Regions from separate parts of the Homo sapiens genome. Here region 1 is linked to region 2. Evidence: chromatin contacts called from ENCODE Hi-C or POLR2A ChIA-PET data. All regions are on one chromosome and are shown on one strand. Each heading gives the region's core, a stretch centred on a gene start or an enhancer-like site at or near the end of the contact. The rest is flanking DNA. Distances are from core to core; before and after follow the strand shown.

Evidence for each region. Hi-C counts contacts between places; a loop is a spot of excess contacts on that map. ChIA-PET counts read pairs that join two places held with the same protein, here RNA polymerase II (POLR2A). Pooled maps may share reads with other maps.
Region 1: a map of endothelial cell of umbilical vein shows a loop between it and region 2 (2.1-fold over the local background). The contact joins the promoter of SPATC1L here to the promoter of FTCD-AS1 in region 2. A Hi-C loop is called at or near these places in 14 of 168 maps with a recorded cell type or tissue (B cell, CD4-positive, alpha-beta memory T cell, CD8-positive, alpha-beta T cell and 10 more), 9 of 37 single-sample maps with no recorded cell type and 20 of 50 pooled maps. POLR2A ChIA-PET finds 5 or more read pairs at or near these places in 7 of 52 experiments (GM10248, H1, HepG2 and 4 more).

Annotation. Positions count from the first base shown.
Region 1 is chr21:46,181,375-46,185,908 of GRCh38, forward strand. SPATC1L (spermatogenesis and centriole associated 1 like) reads right to left here and starts at 3,085. Exons shown (of 5, transcript NM_001142854.2): 1 at 2,982-3,085; 2 at 1,250-2,400. The coding sequence starts at 1,442. It overlaps LOC124905045 (a long non-coding RNA gene), which reads left to right and starts at 3,173. Exons shown (of 2, transcript XR_007067914.1): 1 at 3,173-3,813. RefSeq lists enhancers at 1,147-1,750, 1,751-2,354.
Region 2 is chr21:46,148,225-46,152,863 of GRCh38, forward strand. FTCD-AS1 (FTCD antisense RNA 1) reads left to right here and starts at 3,390. Exons shown (of 2, transcript NR_170989.1): 1 at 3,390-3,535; 2 at 4,070-4,423. It overlaps FTCD (formimidoyltransferase cyclodeaminase), which reads right to left. Exons shown (of 14, transcript NM_206965.2): 4 at 3,668-3,756; 5 at 3,334-3,513; 6 at 2,164-2,301; 7 at 1,895-2,026. RefSeq lists enhancers at 3,607-4,310, 4,311-4,639.

The DNA of each region.
Region 1 (4,534 bases), core at 1,835-4,334, 33 kb after region 2:
AGGTGCTCTCCTCCCAGCTCCCTGCGAGGAGCCCCTGCCTGTCACCAGAGACCAAAGGTGTGGGGACGATGCCATGGATTCCCCTCTTTGCTTCCAGACACGCTCGCTCTCAGGCTTGTCCATGGAGCTCCGAGCAGGGCCTGGGGCCTGGCTGCGGAGAGTGCCTCCTGCACACTGCGCCTGCTCAGAGTGCACATCTGAGGGTGGTGGCCAGCGTTTGAGAAGGACTCAGGAAGCAACCTCCCCCACCCCCAGCACAGGTGCTGGAGCGGCCCCTTGGTGAGTGGCAGAGCTGGCCTCCCGGGCATGGCTCGTGCTCGCAGACAGCAGTGTTCACGGGCACTGGCGAGGCTGCCTGCTCCATCGTCCAGGACCAGGCAGGCTGACCACGTCCTTTCCGGGCCCGGCCCGGTGGGAAGCTGAGGTTGGCCGTGGGAATCCCAGGCAGTGCTGGGTCAGGGACTCTGTCCTCTGCCCACCATCCCAACAAAAAGTCAAGGGTACATCTGTCAGCCCCACCCCAAATCACATGCAGGAACGGGTAATGTTTTTCCCAAACCTTTTAGAATAAAGCCTACTACTTTGCAGAAAGTGACCAAACCCTATATATATACTTTTTTCAGTAAAAAGCCACAGAAGGTCGGAGTCAATGCTATGTGGTGAGTGGATCATGGCTCCACACTCCCAGCCCCGCAGGGACAGGCGCCCACTTGTCCCTACCTGCTCCCCTGGCCGGTGGCTCTGAGGCCTCCCCAGGGTGGGACCTTCCCACCATGGGGCTGGCCTGGCTCTGGCCGGGGACATGAGTGGATGGGACACAGCACTCATGGGACTCGTGTGGCTGGTCTGACACCCCCCTCGCCCCTGACCCAGGAGAAGAGACACATGCAGCAGAGCAAACTGCCAGCCAGGACCAGCCTGGAAGAGCTGCCTGGGGCCCTGGAGGCCCACAAGCCTGCGCGCCACCTGCTCTACCCCTATGGGGACACTTCCATGACTGCAGCTGACCAGTCCACCTGCCAGCGGTTGACCACTCCCACTTCGCCAGCGACCGAAGGGGAGGGGAGGGGCCTCACCTGAGGGCAACAGCAGAACCCACCACCTGGTCTTGCTTTACTCAGACCTGAGGGTGTGAAAGGTGCCCGTGACCTCCCGCATCAGGGAGCTGGCCGCCACCCTCGACTCCCGGGGAGCAGGCGTCCCGCGACCCCCTCATCTACCAGGCCATCTGAGCTGGGCGGCGCCTCACCTCCGCTCCCGGGGGAGCCGGCCTCAGGGTAGGCATGCGCCCTGGGTGGGAGCAGGTCGTGGCCGCCGCCCTCCTGGCAGCTCTGGCTGAGCAGCCGCCGCAGCATCTGATTCTCCTTCAGGAGGCGCACCTGCTTCTTCAGGTCCGCGTTCTCGCTCAGGAGCCGGCTCATCAGCTCGCCGCCTTCAGCCATGGCGGGTGCGTCCCTCCTTGTCCCTCACGGCTCCTGCAGCCCCATGGAGGTGGGAGCCCAGAGCCCGCAGGCACCACAGAAACAGCCCAGGCACGGAGTTCCGTAGCCACCACCGCCTTCCACGCCTTGTGATGTCACTGCCCTAGTGATGAGGTGCCCAGCACCCTGCCTGCCCCCGCGATGGCTCATGGCCCCGTTGAGGCAGTGAAGCTGGAGGCCCGTGGCGTGCACAGGCAGCCACTCCCACATTATGACCAGGGCCCGAGAATGCCAAGGACATTAGGCAGCTACGGGATGTAGCGACTGTACTCCAAGAGGGGCGTCCAAGCCACTCCCCATTGAGCGGCCCAGCCAGGGTCGGGTGTCCACCCTGTGTGGTGTCCTCAAGCTGGGTGGGGACGCTGCCTTCACCCGAGTAACATGTGGGCTGCACTTCCCATAGGACCTGCCCAGGACACAGGGTTCCCAGTGCAGCTTCCTGTGGACCCTGGCACCCAGGGCAGCAACTGATGTGCAGGTGTTCATCAGGGTCCGTCCTTGGCACCCACACTTGAGGAGGGAGGGACTGGCAAGGGCAGTGGGAGGAGACCAGCATGTGGGGGAGACCAGCCTGGTGGGGAGACCAGCTTGTGGGGGAGACCAGTCTGCGGGGGAGACCAGCCTGGGGAGGAGACCAGCCTGCAGGGGAGACCAGCTTGCGGGGGAGACCAGCCTGCGGGGGAGACCAGCCTGGGCGGGGAGATCAGCCTGGGGGAGGAGACCAGCCTGGTGAGGAGACCAGCCTGGGGGAGGAGACCAGCCTTGTGGGGGAGACCAGCCTGCGGGGGAGACCAGCCTGGGCGGGGAGATCAGCCTGGGGGAGGAGACCAGCCTGGTGAGGAGACCAGCCTGGGGGAGGAGACCAGCTTGCGGGGGAGACCAGCCTGCGGGGGAGACCAGCCTGGGCGGGGAGATCAGCCTGGGGGAGGAGACCAGCCTGGTGAGGAGACCAGCCTGGGGGAGGAGACCAGCTTGCGGGGGAGACCAGCCTGCGGGGGAGACCAGCCTGGGCGGGGAGATCAGCCTGGGGGAGGAGACCAGCCTGGTGAGGAGACCAGCCTGGGGGAGGAGACCAGCCTTGTGGGGGAGACCAGCCTGGGGGAGGAGACCAGTCTTGCGGGGGAGACCAGCCTAGGGTGGGGAGACCAGCCTGAGGCAGCCCCACGATGGCCCCCACATGCTTTGGAGCACTGGGTGGCCCTGAGGGCTGGGCTGGAGGCCACCTACTGACCTCACTCCCTGATGAGAAGGGTCCAGCAGTGCATGTCCACCCCTCAGACCACGAGCGCCCGTGTCTAAGACACCAATTGTTCCTGACTGCACTGCTCCTGCCTGCACGTAACTGAGGACGCCCCCAACCCATGGCCACGGCCCCTCGGGCCGTCACACAGGGCTGCGGCTCATGGGGCCCTGCTAGAGCAGGCGTCTGTCCTCAGTCAGTGCGACCGACTTGAAACCCACCCTGACTCCCTGCTTCAATTACTTGGGAAAGTAAATCACCTCAGTGTTGTTTCTTGGCTCCGAGGGTCTTGTTTTATCAGCAGCCGGGATGCAACAGATGGGTCATCTCATCCTCATGGGAAGGGACGTACGGCAGAAAGCACAACCCAGTGGGCCGGCCACACCTCCAGCCCTGTGACGGGCACCCACCACCACCAACCCAGTGGGCCGGCCACACCTCCAGCCCTGTGACGGGCACCCACCACCACCAACCCAGTGGGCCGGCCACACCTCCAGCCCTGTGACGGGCACCCACCACCACCAACCCAGTGGGCCGGCCACACCTCCAGCCCTGTGACGGGCACCCACCACCACCAACCCAGTGGGCCGGCCACACCTCCAGCCCTGTGATGGGCACCCACCACCACCACCATCCCAGTGGGCCGGCCACACCTCCAGCCCTGTGACGGGCACTCAGGACCACCAAGGGCACTCAGGTGCAGATGCCCCTGGGAGAACACCACCTTCATTCAGCCCGGGCGGCCAGATTAGGGGAAGGTTGCTTCTAGGAGAGAAAGTCTTGAGTCAGGCTTTGTGGAGAAAGGAGGTTTCTACACCCCAAGCGTTCCTGACACAACCCAACCAGCCTGGTGTTGCACCACAGGGCTCACACCTCAGATCAAGACAACGGGGGCCCAGCCACAGCCCACTGACGAGGGCATGCAGGGCGTCCAGGATGCAGGGCAGAGAGAGAAGCGAGGGATGAGTCACGGATGCGCCCCCCGCTCTGAGCCCGACGGGGCCCTGAATGGCTTTTCCTGCCCTGGCTCCTCCCATCATATTTTAAATGCCGTCTTCCTCCCGCTCCAAGGAAACCTTCTCTTGACGTCAGGTACTCTCCAGCCACGGACCTATCAACATTCTGACAGTTTTCTGGTCTTGACACATTATCCTTTTAATATAGCGCTGGATTCAATTTATTAATATTTTAAGTATTTTTATGCTCACAGGGGAAGTCGATCTGAATCTCCTTTTCTTGTGATGTCTCGGTCTGGCTTTGGAACACTGGCCTTTTAAAATGAGCCGCAGAGATTCTGCGCCATTTTCTGGGTGTTCCTTCTTAAACGTCGGATAGAATTCATCTGTGAAGCTATCTAGAACTAGATTTCTTCTGGAAAAGTTTTAAATTTCTAAATCAATTTCTTAAATAGATACAACGCTACTTATATTTTATATTTTTCCCTCATGTGCGTTTTGCTGACAATTGTGGCTGTCAGGTAGTTTGTTGATAATAGGGGAGGCTGTGCATTTGTTGGGGCAGCGAGTGGGGAAATCTCTCTATCTTCCTCTCAATTTTGCTAAGAACCTAAAACTCCTCTTAAAAAAGTCTTGAAAAAGACAAAAGCACGAAGGAAACCAGAGAATATTTCAAGTTGAATGAGAATAAAAACATGACATTAGAATTTGTGGGGTGTAGTTAAAGCTTGATGCCCGTGCTCCACAACCACAGGAAATGGACAAACCCTACCAAAGTTATCAAAAGAGAAGGACACCCCATCTGTAGAAAACAGTCAGAAGATTAGGCAGATGTGGTGGTGCGTGTCTGTTGTCCC
Region 2 (4,639 bases), core at 2,140-4,639:
GCCTTGGCAAGTGACGGGTCCACGTCGGCACCCTGAGAAAATGAGCATCATGGGGAGTCGGCGTCTCTGAGGAGGACACAATACCATCTATGCTTTTCCTGCCAAAAATGCGTAACTGGCTGGGCGTGTTGGTGCACACCTGTCGTCCCAACACTTTTAGGAGGCTGACGTGAGTGGATTGCTTGAGTCCAGGAGTTTGAGACCAGCCTGGGCAATAGAGCAAAACCCCATCTGTACAAAATTAGCCAGGACTACATAGTGGTCCTTGCCTGTAATCCCAGCACTTTGAGAGGCTGAGGTGGGAAGATCACCTGAGCCCTGGAGTTTGGGGCTGCAGTGAGCTGTGATTGTGCCACTGCACTCCAGCCTGGGTGACAGAGCAAGACCCTGTCTCAAAAGAAGTAACAAATTAAATTAAAATAAAAATGCACAACTACATCTGGCCACAAGCAACATCAGACTAGTCCCCACTGAGGCGCTTTTAAAAGTCTGTCCTTTGAAACTATGTCAAGGTCAATGAAGGACAAGGAAGACAGGAACAGTTGGAAGAAAGGAGAAAAGGTTGGCTCAGTGCTCTGTGTTACGTGAACTGGATCACGGATTGGAGGAGAAATCGCTATGATGGGAATCACTGGGACACTGAAGCAATTTGATTATGGCCTGAGGATTATTAGATACTAGGATTGTATCAGTGTTGAATTTCCTGATTTTGATAATTACACTGTGGTTATGTAAGAGAATGTCCCTGTTCTTAAGAAACACAGCCTTAATAAATTAGGGGTAAAAGAGTACAATGTCTTCAACCCAACTTTTAAATAGTCCGGAAAAAAATATAATATGATTATACACAAATAAATGGGGCAAAATGCAAGCACTTGGAAAATATGGGTGGGAGGCAGGAGTGGAGGGCCACCTGTATCTTCTCTGTAAGAAATTATACAAAATGTAAAGTCACAAAAAATTTTGTTAACAGCCAAGAATACAACAGACAAGGCCACAAACGCACCAATGATTGAGGCTGGGTTTTGGAAAACCACTGTGAATCCAGAGGAAAGGAGTGGAAGAGAAAGTAAAGACGGAGGCAGAGAAGACATCAAAGCTGCTGCAGCATCACGGGGTCCTACAGCTAGAGAACTAAATAACTGGGTCAGCGATCTAATAGAAGAAAATATGCCCGAGACTAAACAAGGACGGAATCCACAAGTCACGAGAGCTAAATCAGTAAAAACACAAACAGACAAAACGTCCCCAAAAAATCCAGTTAAGTGGATTGTGCTTATTGCGAAAAACACACCTAAAACAAAGTGACCTTGAGTGAAAGGACAGACCAAGGCGGACAGCGGCTCTGCAGTGACCTCGAGTGAAAGGACAGACCAAGGCGGACAGCGGCTCTGCAGACGCTGCCACACCCCAGCAGGACCTGAGGCCCCGGTGGAACCCAGACTCCAGAAGCCTTGAGGCCCAGGTGTCCACAAGACAAAAGGAATCACTTTCTGAAGGAGCCGCTCCGTGGATGGGGATCTAAGTCCCATAGCTAAAGGCACACACATCCATGAGCTGCCAGTTCCAGGGGTGCAGGACGCCCCGATGGAGGTGGTGAGAGGAGGCACAGGCCCCTCCACGGGAGCATGGCCGGCCCAGGAGGCAAGACCAAGCAGAAAGGGTGGGGTGTCCTCTCCGTGGAATTTGCACAGCTGAGCATATCATAGGTCACAAAAAAACCTCAATAAGGTGTCCAAAATAAAAAGTGAAATCTCATCTTCTGAACACAAGTCAATAAAATGAAGGGGGAGGAGGGGGAGGGAAGCTGCGCCCCAGGGCTGTGAGCTCCGCCACCGCCTCCCCACCCTCCCTGCACGCCCCTGTCCGACCCTTCCTCGGCAGCCCGGCCCACCAGCCTGATCCGCTGCTCCTCCTCCAGGATGAAGAGGTTCTCCTTCTCGCAGTAGAAGGCGGCCGCATCCAGCAGAGCCTTCAGGGGCACCAGGCCCACCAGCTGTGAGCCCACCACTGGGAGGCTCAGCTCCTGCCAAGGCACAGGCAGCGTCACCCCCTGGGGGCTGGCTGGAGAATGGCCCTGGCTGGAGGATGTGGGGCCCCCGCCCTGCCCACGGGACAGATCGGCTCGCCCCTCACAGCAGCAGCGGCTGCTCCCGGGCTCACCTGTGCTTCTCGGCAGGTCTCCTCGTAGACCGTGTGCAGTGCCGTGACCTCAAAGTCCAGAAGATTGGTGGACACCTGAGCCAGGTTCTTCTCATCCAGGTACCAGCCAATGCCCTGAACTTTCTTCAGACGTCCTGGCTGCAAAGGAAGAGCGTTCCCCAGCCTGGACTAGGAAGCTCATCCTGCCTGGCCCTGCCAGTCTCTCCTGGCACTTGCATTCCCCAGCTGGACGGGGAGGAGCCTGTGCCTGGGTGGGTGCTGTGGTTCTCCTCCGTCCCTCACTGAGCTGGCCGGGGAGGGCCAGAGAAACTTCGCTTGCCACAGGGAAACGGAGGCCCCAAGGGTCAGACACCGGAGGCCCACCCCGGCAGGCCCCCGCCCAGCCTAGGCCCTGCCTTCCAGCCACGCTGTGTCCTAGATGTTGGGGGAATGCTGAGGGGTGGGGCCCCAGGCACCCCCATGCCGTTCTCCCATCCCATCTGCTCCGCTCCCGACAAGTCCCCTCAGCCCCGCACTTGTCGGGGTGACTGAGTCCACGTGGGGGGACTCTGACCTCTGCCCTTGGCCGGGGCCTAAAGCAGGACTTAGAGGTCCCTGTGCTTTTGTGCTGAGTCTGCAGGTCGGGAAGCCGGGTCCCAGGACCTTGGCTGTTTGTGGGACCGGGGTCTCTGAGTGGGGAACAGATGGGCAGGTGGTCCCCCCCGCTTTCTCCGGGTATCTATACCCGGAGTGACGCTCAGACCGGGTGACCACTGCTGTGCAGACGTGGAGGGAAAGGCCTGGGGGCACCTGAAGGTTTGTAGGGGTGTCGGGGCTCCCAAGGCATCTGGAGGGATATGGGGGGCCCCTGAGGGCACCTGGGACTCCGGAAGTCGCTGTTTCCCAGCAGTATGGAAATGCTGCCACATGTTAACAAAGGGAAGTCCTGCCTCGTTCCCTGGAAAATCCCCAGGAGGCCAGAGCTCCCCAGCTTCACTCCGCCCCTGACCTGCCGACCTGCGCGGTCCCCGCACGGTGTGGACGCGGAGGCTGGGCCGGTCTGCAGGTGGGAGGCCGAACCCTGTCCGGCCGGTGCCCCATCCCCACCGACCTCCCCGCCTGAGGCTCTCAGCCTCTAACCCTTTCCCGAGGGGCTGGGTGGGGCTCCATGGGGTCAGTGAACGGGGTCACCTGGTCCTTCCCGCGGCCCTGCTCCCGCAGGTTGAGCGCGATGCGGTGGGCTTGCTCCTTTGTGCCGAGCAGGTTGATGTTAAAAGCAATGAGGAACTTCCTCGCCCCCGTGGCCGTGGCCCCCCAACTGGGGACAAAGGAGCTGGGACCAAAGTCGGGCGCCCAGTCGGCCTGCTGGAGCTGTGAGCAAGTTCGCTCTGGGGTGAGACATCCCCCACGGGAGGGAACAGCCCCCCGGGGTCCCGGGAAGGAGGGGCCCGGCCCAGCCACCCCAGCCAGGACAAAGGGGCAGGTCCACCTCCTTCCCAGGCCCGACCGCCCGGGGTGGGGGCACCTTCTTAGGGAGGGCCTCGTACTCCCCGGCCCGGATGGCCGGCAGGGTCCGGCGACTGTCCATCCTGGCTGCCTCGCCGTACAGGTAAACTGCAGGAGAGCCCGGCGGTCAGGCCTGGACCGGCAGGGGGTCCAGGACTCAGTTCCTGGAGGACGCAGGTGGAGGGGCTCCCTCCAGCCTAACCCAGGAATGGGCCTCTACTGCACCCTCTCCTGGGGAGTGCCCGTTCTCCGCCTTGGATGGATGCGGGTGGTCCCAGTGGACCCTCAGTGTGGGCCAGCACCCCTGCCCACCCCCTCCTCAGAGGGCCCTGAAAAGGCGAATTGCAGGGTTAGGATGGAACATGTGGGACATGCTAACGGCAGGACGTTCATGCTTCTGTTTTCTTTGTATGATAAACAGAACCGCAAGCAACCACATAAATATAACGGCAGAGAAGAGGAAAAACTCGTGAACCCGCACACCAGTGTGACTGTGACGTGGGCCCTGCGTCGGGATTTCCTTCGGGGGGACTGGCATGACCGTGACGGGGGTTACGTGTGCCCTGCATGCCGGCGTGACCGTGACGGGGGTTACGTGTGCCCTGCACGCTGGCGTGACTGTGACCTACGTCCCTGCCTCGGGATTTCTTTCCAGGAGCGCTGGGTTGGTGCAGCCTAGGGGTGGGTATGCACTTTGTCCCGTTTGTCTCTGTTTGTTTCATATCATTTTCTTGATTTAGTTAATTTCCCAAAGTGAAATTATTCTGCTCTAGAAGGCGTGGACTTTAAGGCTCTTGGTTTGCCTGTGCAGCTGCTCTGCGGTGTAGTCTGAGGAGGCCCCGGGCCTGCACGGCCGCAGGCGAGGCTGCGTTTATTTCGGTATTGAGGGAGCTGCGCTTCTGCATGTTGGCTTTTTGGAACACTCTGCCCTTGCAAGAGCAGTCAAGGGCAGGGAACTGGGGGATACAGAAGGAGCCAATAACCCACACCA